Regions from separate parts of the Homo sapiens genome. Here region 1 is linked to region 2. Evidence: chromatin contacts called from ENCODE Hi-C or POLR2A ChIA-PET data. All regions are on one chromosome and are shown on one strand. The core of a region is the stretch at or near the end of the contact, and the rest is flanking DNA. Distances in the headings are between cores, read along the strand shown.

Region 1 (5,300 bases), core at 763-3,262, 150 kb after region 2:
CACTCCAACTCTCTTGGCCTACAAACTCCCATTTCCTTTTATGTCCAAGTTGCAGTACAGGTCAGTGTCCTTGACAAACATTTGTGGAAGTCTACTCTACACCAGGCTCTGGTGTAGAGTAGATTTCCACAAATTCAATGTGAATTTACCCTATTCACAATGTCAAACCATTCCCCAGTTCTTTCCCATCCCCCTCTTCATGGCTTTAATTGTCTTCATAGCACTTACTACTATTAACCATACTATGTGGCATGACTTACTTATTTTATTTGTTGTCTATTTTTCCTTAATAGCAAATGTCTGTACAGCATTTGCTATATGCCAGGCACTGTTCTAAGCTTTCTGTTAATTCACTGAATCCTCTAACAACTCTGCACAGCAGTGAATATTGTTCTTGCTATATTGTGAATGGGGGGTCCAGAAAGATTCAGTAGCTTGTCCATGATCATCTACTGGTAAGTGGTGGGGCCAAGCTGAGGTCCAGAGTCCCTGTTCTTGACTAGCACATAATACTGTCCTGGGAGGGTGGGAACTGTTTTCAGTTTGGATTTCTGTTCAATCTCTAGTGCTTACAACAGTGCCCAGCACATGTAGGTGCTCAATCAGTAGTGACAGAATGAAGAAATGAGTGAATACATGCTGGACATGGAGGATGCAGAAATGAAACAGAGAGGTCCTTGCCTTCAGAGAGCTCATGACCCCATGGAGGAGGCAAATAATTACTGCAATCCCCTATCAGGACAGCATCGTGGGAGTCTAGAGGGTCACACAACTTGCTCGGCCTCTGCAAGCAGGACTTCCCAGAGGAAGGACACAGATAGGGACAGGCACAGGGACGTTGTCTACCTCCTCCAAACTCCTGTCTGGAACAAACGCACCTAAACTCTTTCTGCCTCAGTCCACAGGGTGCCAGAAGATGACAGTGGCTCCATGGGGACAACAGAGGCAGAACAAGGTAGCGGTGACGACACGGGCTACTGAGAGAGACTGCCTGGAGTGAATCCTCCCTCTACCAGCTAAGTGACCTTGGACAGACTGCCTAAGCTCCCTGGGCCTTGGTCCTCTCATCTGTAAGAAGGGGTAGCAAATGACACTGATTTCCTAGGATATTCCATGACCAAAACTCTTCTATTCTACACTGGTTGCTTGCTTTTGGGGAGAAATGGGAGAGAACATTGGGATTTAACCTATTATGCTTATTACTGCAGCCTCTCTGCTGCGGCTTCATCCCATTTTGCAGAAGCAGCTCAGAGCTGAAGTTGTCCATGAACTTTCCTTAGGGAAGGGACTATGTCTGTTTTATTTACCTCTATATATCTAGCACCTAGTACCTGAGACCTAGTAGGTGCTCAATAAGTACTTGAGTGAATGACTGAGTGGTTACATTTATTTATTCCCCCAGGACACTTGTGAGGATAAATATTCATATTGCTATTGTTTCTGCTCACAGATGAGGGACTGGAGCTCCAGCAAGGTTAAGTGACTTGTGCATAAACACACAGCCTGAAGCAGAACAGGCGGACTCAAACGCCAAATCCCATGCTCTTTCTTCCTCCACACCGTGCTACTCTCTGGACTCCTATTCATCCTGTCCTATTTTCTGCAGATTTCTTCTAGTCAGTGGTGCCATCCCTGATTGTAGAGTCATCTCCGAATTCTATGACTCATATCTGAATCACAGAACTGTTTAATAGTTGAAGGGGACTTCTGATGTCATCTGGACCTCCCATCCATTGTGGAAATTTCCTCTCCATTGTCTATCTATCTAGTACTTGAATGCCTCCTGTGACGGAACACGCATTTCTTCCTCTGGAATTATTGAGTTCTATGACTGGACCACTTTTAGAGTCAGAGAGTTCTGCGTCTATGGGCCAAAGGCCTGTTTTTAATTTCAATGCCTTGGGCTTACGTCATCCTAAGATACACAGAATAGATCTGCTGCCCCTTCCGCAAGACAGCCATTCAGATATTCAGGAAGTTCTCACATCTTTTCAGAGAATTCTCTTCTAGACAGACGGTCCCATCTTAGACCGTCTCAACAGGCTGTCCCAAGTGTTTTGAGCAATGGCACCCCCTACTGGTTAAGGTATGAACTGCATCAAAGGGCTTCCTCAGGAGCTGGGGCACTGAGTGTGGTGTGAATAAAATACCACTTATTTTGAAGAGTCATCGCTTTAGACTCATACCTGGTTGTTTCCAATGTCTATCTTAAAGAGTATCACGTGAAGACTCCATTCTAAGGTTCCTTGCCAATCATGAGGTCTCTGAAAAGCTACAGGTTTGGAATTTCAACGTTAGAGTTCAAAAGACTTGTCTTTGTTTTGTTTTGTTTTGTTTTGTTTTTTTGGAGACGGAGTCTTACTCTGTCGCCCAGGCTGGAGTGCAGTGGCGCGATCTCGGCTCACTGCAAGCTCTGCCCTCTGGGTTCACGCCATCCTCCTGCCTCAGCCTCCCAAGTAGCTGGGACTACAGGCGCCCGCCACCACGCCTGGCTAATTTTTTGTATTTTTAGTAGAGACGGAGTTTCACCATGTTAGCCAGGATGGTCTCGATCTCCTGACCTCGTGATCTGCCCGCCTTGGCCTCCCAAAGTGCTGGGATTACAGGCATGAGCCACCGCACCTGGCCCAAAAGACTTGTCTTCTAACAAAATGTTCAGAAGGAGAGATATGAAAATATATGCTATGTTACAGGATTATGGCGATTTTTCTTTTTTTATTTGTATTTATTTTCTAATATTTTGACAGTTAACCTTTTGTTATAAGAAGGAAAAGAACAATAAAAACTTATAAAAAAATGTAAAACTCTCCCCCCACCCCTTCTTTTTCTTCCTTCTGAGGCTGTTTATCATGGCGTGGGTCATGGGGCTACAACTGGGACGAGCTGCCACCCTGTGGGCAAGAGTGCCTTGGTAATATCTCCACGGTGGCTGCAATGGCTTGGCTCCCTGCAACTGTGGTCAACTGGACTCAAGCAGCACAGTTTCACCCTCAAGCCGGGCTTCTCAACAGGGAGGTCAGGTAGTTCTCCACATCCCCCACCCCATCCTTGGCTCATGCTGCCTTCAGGTTTTGCTTCCTACCCTTACCTCTTGAAGTCAGCCCAGCCCTGAATGGTCAGTGGTCATTCCCTAGGAGCCCTGTACTCCTCAGCTCTTCGTCCTTCTTTTCACTTCCTAGCACACCTTCAATTGCCTGCTCTTCCCTCCATGTGAGCCTAGAGCAGCTCCAAGTGATAACAGGTCAGAAGGCATCAGGGATTAGAAAAACAAGTCCCCATTTAAACGAAGAGCTATGGAGCAGCTGCATGGATATTCTTGCGCAAGTTCACAGCTAGCTAGGCTTTACTCCAGCCCCAGCTTCAGCCGGGGCATTGTCTCTCCATTCTGAGGTCTGGGAGGAGCTGGGTGCTGAGAAGACTCACCCGGTAGCCTCTCACTGCAGCACATGTCCAGGGCCCCTCCCTCGGAGTCATCAGCAGCGTGGTTCTCTCTCTCACTCCTGCAGCAGGATGGAAAAGGTAAGAATATGCTGTTGAGCCAGGATCAAGACAAAAACCCTGAGCAAAGATAAGAAGGCTCCCTCTCCTGTATTCTGTATCCCTTTGAATAACCCCACCCCATCAAAGGGACCTGAGGAAAATACCAGCCTGTTGAGGGGTCAAGCTGCAGAGGCAGGAGCAGAATTTTGCAGGTGTCTTCCTTGTGGAATCAGTGGCAGCAGTATCATCACAACCATCATCATCATCATCACCATCATCATCACCTCTACAGTAGGAGGATTTACTATACGCAAGCACTTTGCAAACTTTATCACATTAAATCCTCACCATGACCTCATGAATGAGGGATCATTAAACAGGCTCAGAGAGGTTAAGTAACTTGCCCAAGGTCACACAGCTCAATAGAATAGAGATGAGTTTGAAATTATGACCTAGGACTCCAGGCTCATGCTCTCGCTGTTGTGCCATTCTGTCTCCTAGTTCCAGTAGTTTTGAACCATGGGTGGACAAGAAGAGGGCTCTGAGTAACCCACAATCCTGTGTCCAGCTCTCCAAGATATGCAAGTCCCCTCTGCCCCAGGCAGTGAAAAGTGGTATGCAGAACTCTTCTCCAGAATAGCTAGAAAAAGTAGTTACATACATGTTTTGTATAGTCTAAATGTTTCCTTCCTGAAATCAGAGAACCCTCTTTCTAGCCTATTAGGGCACCTTATAGGAGAGTATGGGGGTCTAGTTTTTCTCCTTTACCTGGCAAGCTGGAAAAATGTTGCTGGAGATCAGCTAGACCCCATGAAGCATCTTGAGAGTAGACATATCTTGAGGGCAACCACTTGACTCACAGGGGGTCCCCTACCCTGGGAATGGCCTGAAATGCAGCGTGGGCTCCAGTGGCCTTGTCTGCCTTTCATGTCTCTGACCCTTGGCAGTAGCTGATGACTGATCCAAGGCTGAACACACAAACCAGCCTGGGTCAATCAGATCCTCTCCCTTGCACACTGAAAATGCATTCTGATGCATTTTGCTGGTGCTGAATCATGGTAGCCACAGTGCCCTGGAGAGAAGACCTGCTGCTGAGGGCCTGAGAGCTGCCTTGTTCCCATCTGTACTGAGTCTTGGACAATATGCCCTTCAAGACCATAAGATGGCCGTGGATCCTTCCAATAAATCCCCACATTTTAGCTTACGCCAGTGGGATGTGATTTCTGAAACTGGCAACCAAAAGAACCTTTGACATAGCCTTGCTAGCATACTTTCAGGAATTCCAGAGGCTCAGCTGCTTCTCTGCCCCCAAGTCCTGCTATCCTGCTTCTTGGACTGGCCCTAGGGCCAGTTTCAGGCCCAATTCCAGATTTTAAATAATTAAGGGCAGAGAGGTCAGGTTCAGGGTGGCCCTTCTCCCTCTGATATCTTCTTTTTCAACTGGCATTATATCATTTTATTTTTTTCCTCAACCCAATTGCCAGGGTCTCTGAGAATCACAAGTCCTAGAGCCCAGCACTCCTGCAGAGAGGAGGTCACTTCCTTCAAGGTAACTTTAAGTGCATTCTTTAAATGTCTCTGGAGTCCCTCCACATTTCTCCCTCCCCATCTTGGTCCCAGCCACCATCATCTCTTGCCTAGATTGCTGTGGCAATATTTTAACTGGTTGCTGGCATCCACTCGGGCTGGCCTCCAAAACATTCTCCACATGGCTCCAGTGCTTATGGCACAGAAAATCTGTGCAGTTTACAAACTGCACAACTGGATGTGGAAGTCCCCTCTGCCCCAGGCAATGGAAAGTGGCATGGTGAACGCTTCTC
Region 2 (5,325 bases), core at 670-3,169:
TTGAGTCATCTTTACATAATGAGTGGGAGACATATGGGTTTTTCTATATGACTAAGCAAGTGGGAGACTTGGTTTTCAGCTTTAAATATACAAAATACTTCAAACCAAATACATTACCAAGTTAAGAGAACATTAGTATCCACTTAGTAGTTGTTATTAATTATGATTCAATGAATACTTAAACATATTGAATCAGTTTCTTTGTATTTGCATGAAGTAGAACTATTCGAAATAAAGACTTTAAAACTTATCTCTATTTTAGCCTTTTAGATAGCATTCTGTTAATAAAAATTAAAATACAAAATGGGTAGAAACACTTTCAGAACCAAGATTAAAGAAAGAATGGAGTTCTTACTGGGGACTTACTATGGCCAATTAGAAGACATGGCTACTAACCCCCAAAAAGCTGTTACTTCAAGGGGAGAAAAAAAGAAAACGTTTATACAAATGATCGAGGTAACATATGTAAAGCCATGAATACAGTCAGTTAACCTGGACACACACACACACACACACACACACACACCCTCCCAAATCTGTTGGCCTGTTATGTTTTTATAGACAGCCACTGGTTTAGTACAAGCTAGATGGTGAAGATGGAATACTTTAAAATTGAGAATAAGGCTATAGATACATACCTTTTCGTCTCAGCTCCTCTTCTTTCCTTTTAAGAAAAGCTTGTACAGCTGCTGATTGGACACCTTTAACTTTTGGGTCTTTTTTTGGAGGCCCCACTGCCAAACTATACCTTTTCTAAAAACAAAAACAGTAAAAGTTAGAAGCAATTCAACTTTTAAAATACATTATTAGGTATAAGGCACTGTGCCAGGTAATAAGAGGTATAAATGTTAACTGTGAAACCTATTCTGAATAATTGAGAGATCATATAACCCATAATAAAGCTTAGCTATAAAATTTCAGACTATTTATTACGTATGGTGATTTTGGGGTACAAAGTTTCCATGTAACATCCCAAAATAATGCATAAATGAACAATTCACAGAAACACTGTTTTCAGGCTATTTTCCAAAAAAGAACCTGGACTGGGTAACTAAATGAAATCACCACTTAGAAGAATCGATTATTTGTGTTTTAAAATTCTGATTTAGGCTGGGCTCAGGGTCTCATGCCTGTAATCTCAGCACTTTGGGAGGCGGAGGCGGGCGAATCATGAGATCTGGAGTTCGAGATCAGCCTGGCCAACATGGTGAAACCCCATTCCTACTAAAAACACAAAAAATTAGCTGGGCGTAGTGGCGGGTGCCTGTAATCCCAGCTACTCAGGAGGCTGAGGCAGAAGAATTGCTTGAACCCGGGAGGCAGAGGTTGCAGTGAGCCGAGATTGTGCCACTGCACTGTAGCCCGGGCGACAAAGTAAGACTCCGTCTCAAAAAAAAAAAAAAAAAAAAAAAAATCTGATTTAGGCCAGGTGCGGTGGCTCACGCCTATAATCCCAACACTTTGGGCGGCTGAGGTGGGAGGATTACCTGTGGTCAGGAGTTAGCAACCAGCCTGGCCAACATAGTGAAACTCCGTCTCTACTAAAAATACAAAAATTAGCCGGGCATGGTGGCGCACATCCGTAATCCCAGCTGCTTAGGAGGCTGAGGCAGGAGAATGGCTTGAACCCAGGAGGCAGAGGTTGCAGTGAGCCGAGATTGCGCCACTGCACTCCAGGCTGGACAACAGAGCAAAACTCCGTCTCAATCCATCAATCTATAAGTAAGTAAGTAAGTAAGTAAATGTATAAAATTCTGAGTTTAAAAATAGCCTGCCTTAGAAAGAAGCATTTCAAAGTCCAACTTTTCAAACGAACAGAAAAAACTACTCCTCACAACTATTTTCTCTCCTGACTACTCCAGATGATTTCCTAGTAGAGACTCATAGCTACATGTTTTATTTTGCTTAGAACACGGAAACACTGAGGTTTTACTTTGACCACACACAAAGGCTGGGGCAAACCACAGCAAAAAAGCATTTCAAAAAATCTATGCAATAAAGGCCCAATTCCCAGCAACCTTTAACTGTAGCTCTTATGTTCACTAAATGTTAATTTGCCTCACAACCTCCTTTTTAGACAGGTTCCTATAACACCCAAAAAAAGCTTACATTATCCTGGCACAGATGAAGTCTCTGGACCTCAGTTTTTATATAACTGCATCAAGAAATTACTAAACTCAAGTAATGTTAATTTGAACTATAAAAGGAAAAATATTTCCACTTTATAAGTACCTATTATGAGAGAAATATGACGAACATAGAGCTAAAATAAATTCAGACCAGGGATGATTCACCTCTACGACCATTCCACATTAAATCCAGGAAATAAGATTTTTAAAGTATCCTCCTTTTTTTGTTTTGTTAGGCAGATGCATTCTCATCTAACGTACCTGTTGCTGTGGCTAGCAGAAAAAGAAACATGTCCAAGAACAAATTGAGACAACTTAGGAACAACTTAGGAACCAAAAAAGTATTCCCAAATATGTATGAAATTCTTGGAGGAAAACCAAAAGATATGTGCTTACTATAAGGCTGCCAAATACGACGTATCTTGAAACAGGCTGGAAGTTTCAACTAAATTAGTCTGCCAACAAAGCAGCTGGCCAAGGAAGCAGGCTCTAATTCAACCTGAAAATCTTGCATGATAGCAATGCTGAGAAGTGACATATCCCTAATAGAGAGAAGTCCCAAGACAGCATCCAGATTTCTTTCCCAGTCACCTTGGCTAGGCCATAGTGAGATCCTTTAAAGTCCATATCTTTGTAAATTTAATTTTAGACTCTTTCCATAGTGGATAGGGGCTCAATATTTAAAGGAGAAAAGGGAGAAAGAAAGGGAGAGGAGAAAGGAGAAGTAATACTGCTAACCTAACTAGATATATATAAAATTGCCCTTGTTTACAAGAAAAGAACCACAAACATAGGTATTAATCACAAGGAGCTTACATTTTCATTGTGGAAAGGGCACCATGAATATGATTCAAATGAAGACATACAAAAAACTCATAAGCAGAGGCACACACTCACTCCACTCCATCCCATTAAGGGATTTGGAAGCAGAAGAAGGTGGATTTTTTTTCACTAACACTTAAGATTTTCCTGGCCAGGCGCAGTGGCTCAAGCCTGTAATCCTAGCACTTTAGGAGGCTGAGGCGGGAGGACAGCTTGAGCCCAGGAGTTAAGACGCCAGCCTGGACAACATGGTGAGAACTCATCTCTTTAAAAAAAAAAAAAAAAAAAAGGCTGGGTGCAGTGACTTACACCTGTAATCCCAGAACTTTGGGAGGCTGAGGCAGGCGGATCACAAGGTCAGGAGATCGAGACCATCCTGGCCAACATGGTAAAACTGCATCTCTACTAAAAATACAAAAATTAGCTGGGCGTGGTGGTGCCTGCCTGTAAGCCCAGCTACTTGGGAGGATGAGGCAAGAGAATTGCTTGAACCAGGGAGTCGGAGGCTGCAGTGAGCCAAAATTGCGCCACTGCACTCCAGCCTGGTGACAGAGCAAGACTCCGTCTCAATAAACAAAAAACAAAAATTTCCTGTCCCTGTCCATTATATAGCTCATAGAGTTACAAAGCCCCATACAAATCAAAGCCCCATGCAAGGTTTTCCCCAAGAAAAATGCAAATACATATATTAGCATTACTTATTTTAAACAGGACTGGTTTGCTGTCCAAATAACCCAGCATTGAGCACTATCTAACATGATTTTGGGATAGATATCTTTCATCTTAACCTGGGACTGCAAGAGATAGAAAGTGGGATATGACAAACCGAAAAGCTGCTCTTGACTGAATACTGGTATCCAAAAGGGAAAACATCAGTGTCAATGGGGCATAGTTTAATGCAGTGTTCAGTAAGCTTCAGTCATTTGCATACTACCTTTATGATTTTTGCCTTTGTGGTATACTACCCCTACCATTACTTACTAATTTAAAAAAACATACAGAGTTGGCCAGGTGCGGTGGTTCACGCCTGTAATCCCAGCACTTTGGGAGGACAAGGCGGGCAGATCACTTGAGGTCAGGGGTTCGAGACCAGCCTGGCCTCGAACTCTGGTGAAACCCTGTCTCCACTAAAAGTACAAAAATTACCCAGGCATGGTGGCTCACGCCTGTAGTCCCAGCCAGTTGGGAGGCTGAAGCACGAGAATCACTTGAACCCAGGAGGCAGAGGTTGTAGTGAGCCAAGATCACGCCACTGCATTCCAGCCTGGGCAACAGAGTGAGACTCGGTCTCAAAAAAACAAAAACAAAAACATCATGAGCCGTTATTATAGCTTTACCTCAGCAATAATATCCACAAAATGACTGACTTGAACAACTAGTTATATTTTTCCAATTCATATAAAAATACATACTATTAAGCCGGGCACGGTGGCTGACACCTTTAATCCCAGCACTTTGGGAGGCCAAGGCGGGCGGATCATGAGGTCAGGAGATTGAGACCATCCTGGCCAACACAGTGAAACCCTGTCTCTACTAAAAATACAAAAAACTTAGCCAAGCGTGGTGGTGGGCACCTGTAGTCCCAGCTACTCGGAAGGCTGAGGCAGGAGAATGGCGTGAACCTGGGAGGCGGAGCTTGCAGTGAGCCGAGATCGCGCCACTGCACTCCAGCCTGGGCAACAGAGCAAGACTCTATCTCAAAAAAAAAAAAAAAATACTATTAAAATAAAAAATATTTTATTTGTAAAAAAATGTAGAAATATTTTAAATGGTATATTTGTATACCATTTATATCCAGGCCCTATATGTGCTGCTCTTTAAAAACACTGACTGAGGCCGGGCGTGGTGGCTCATGCCTGTAATGCCAGCACTTTGGGAGGCTGAAGCGGGTGGATCACCTGAGGTCAGGAGTTCGAGACCAGCCTGGTCAACTTGGTGAAACCCCATCAAAATACAAAAATTAGCCAGGCGTGGTGGTGGGCACCTGTAATCCCAGCTACTCTGGAGGCTGAGGCAGTAATTGCTTGAACCCAGGAGGTGAAGGGTTGCAGTGAGCCGAGATCGCACCACTGCACTTCAGCCTGGGTGATTGTACTCTACCCTGGGTGAGAAGAGTGAAACTCTGTCTCAAAAAACAGAAAAGAAAAGAAAAGAAAAGAAAAGAAAAGAAAAGAAAAGAAAAGAAAAGAAACACTGACTTAGGGAACAAAAATACAGGAAAGGCATAAAAACAAGGAAGGTGGTGTTCAGGAACTCAGATTTGCTTTGAAAAGAATAACAAAGGCTACTTTTAGCTTTTTTTCAAAGTATACACCTATTCTCATCAATTTATATGTCAACTTCAAATTCTGCCTTTTTAAACACCTCTAATCAT

What was found. A loop is a pair of places that touch in the nucleus more often than their neighbours do. ChIA-PET counts read pairs that join two places held with the same protein, here RNA polymerase II (POLR2A). Pooled maps may share reads with other maps.
Region 1: a loop to region 2 is called in a map with no recorded cell type, with 7 times the contacts of the local background. The contact joins two enhancer-like sites. A Hi-C loop is called at or near these places in 7 of 37 single-sample maps with no recorded cell type and 8 of 50 pooled maps. POLR2A ChIA-PET finds 5 or more read pairs at or near these places in 2 of 52 experiments (Panc1 and activated CD4-positive, alpha-beta T cell).

Annotation. Positions count from the first base shown.
Region 1 is chr11:18,762,384-18,767,683 of GRCh38, forward strand. It overlaps PTPN5 (protein tyrosine phosphatase non-receptor type 5), which reads right to left. Exons shown (of 15, transcript NM_006906.2): 3 at 3,424-3,500. Among named protein-coding and RNA genes, the nearest start is that of PTPN5, 27 kb to the right of the region's middle. RefSeq lists an enhancer at 1-127. Within about 2 kb of position 2,013, at least 3 of the 41 ENCODE cell types and tissues checked have a DNase peak (open chromatin) inside an H3K27ac peak, as active enhancers do.
Region 2 is chr11:18,616,237-18,621,561 of GRCh38, forward strand. SPTY2D1 (SPT2 chromatin protein domain containing 1) reads right to left here. Exons shown (of 6, transcript NM_194285.3): 2 at 639-753. Among named protein-coding and RNA genes, the nearest start is that of SPTY2D1, 15 kb to the right of the region's middle. RefSeq lists an enhancer at 1-576. Within about 2 kb of position 1,920, at least 4 of the 41 ENCODE cell types and tissues checked have a DNase peak (open chromatin) inside an H3K27ac peak, as active enhancers do.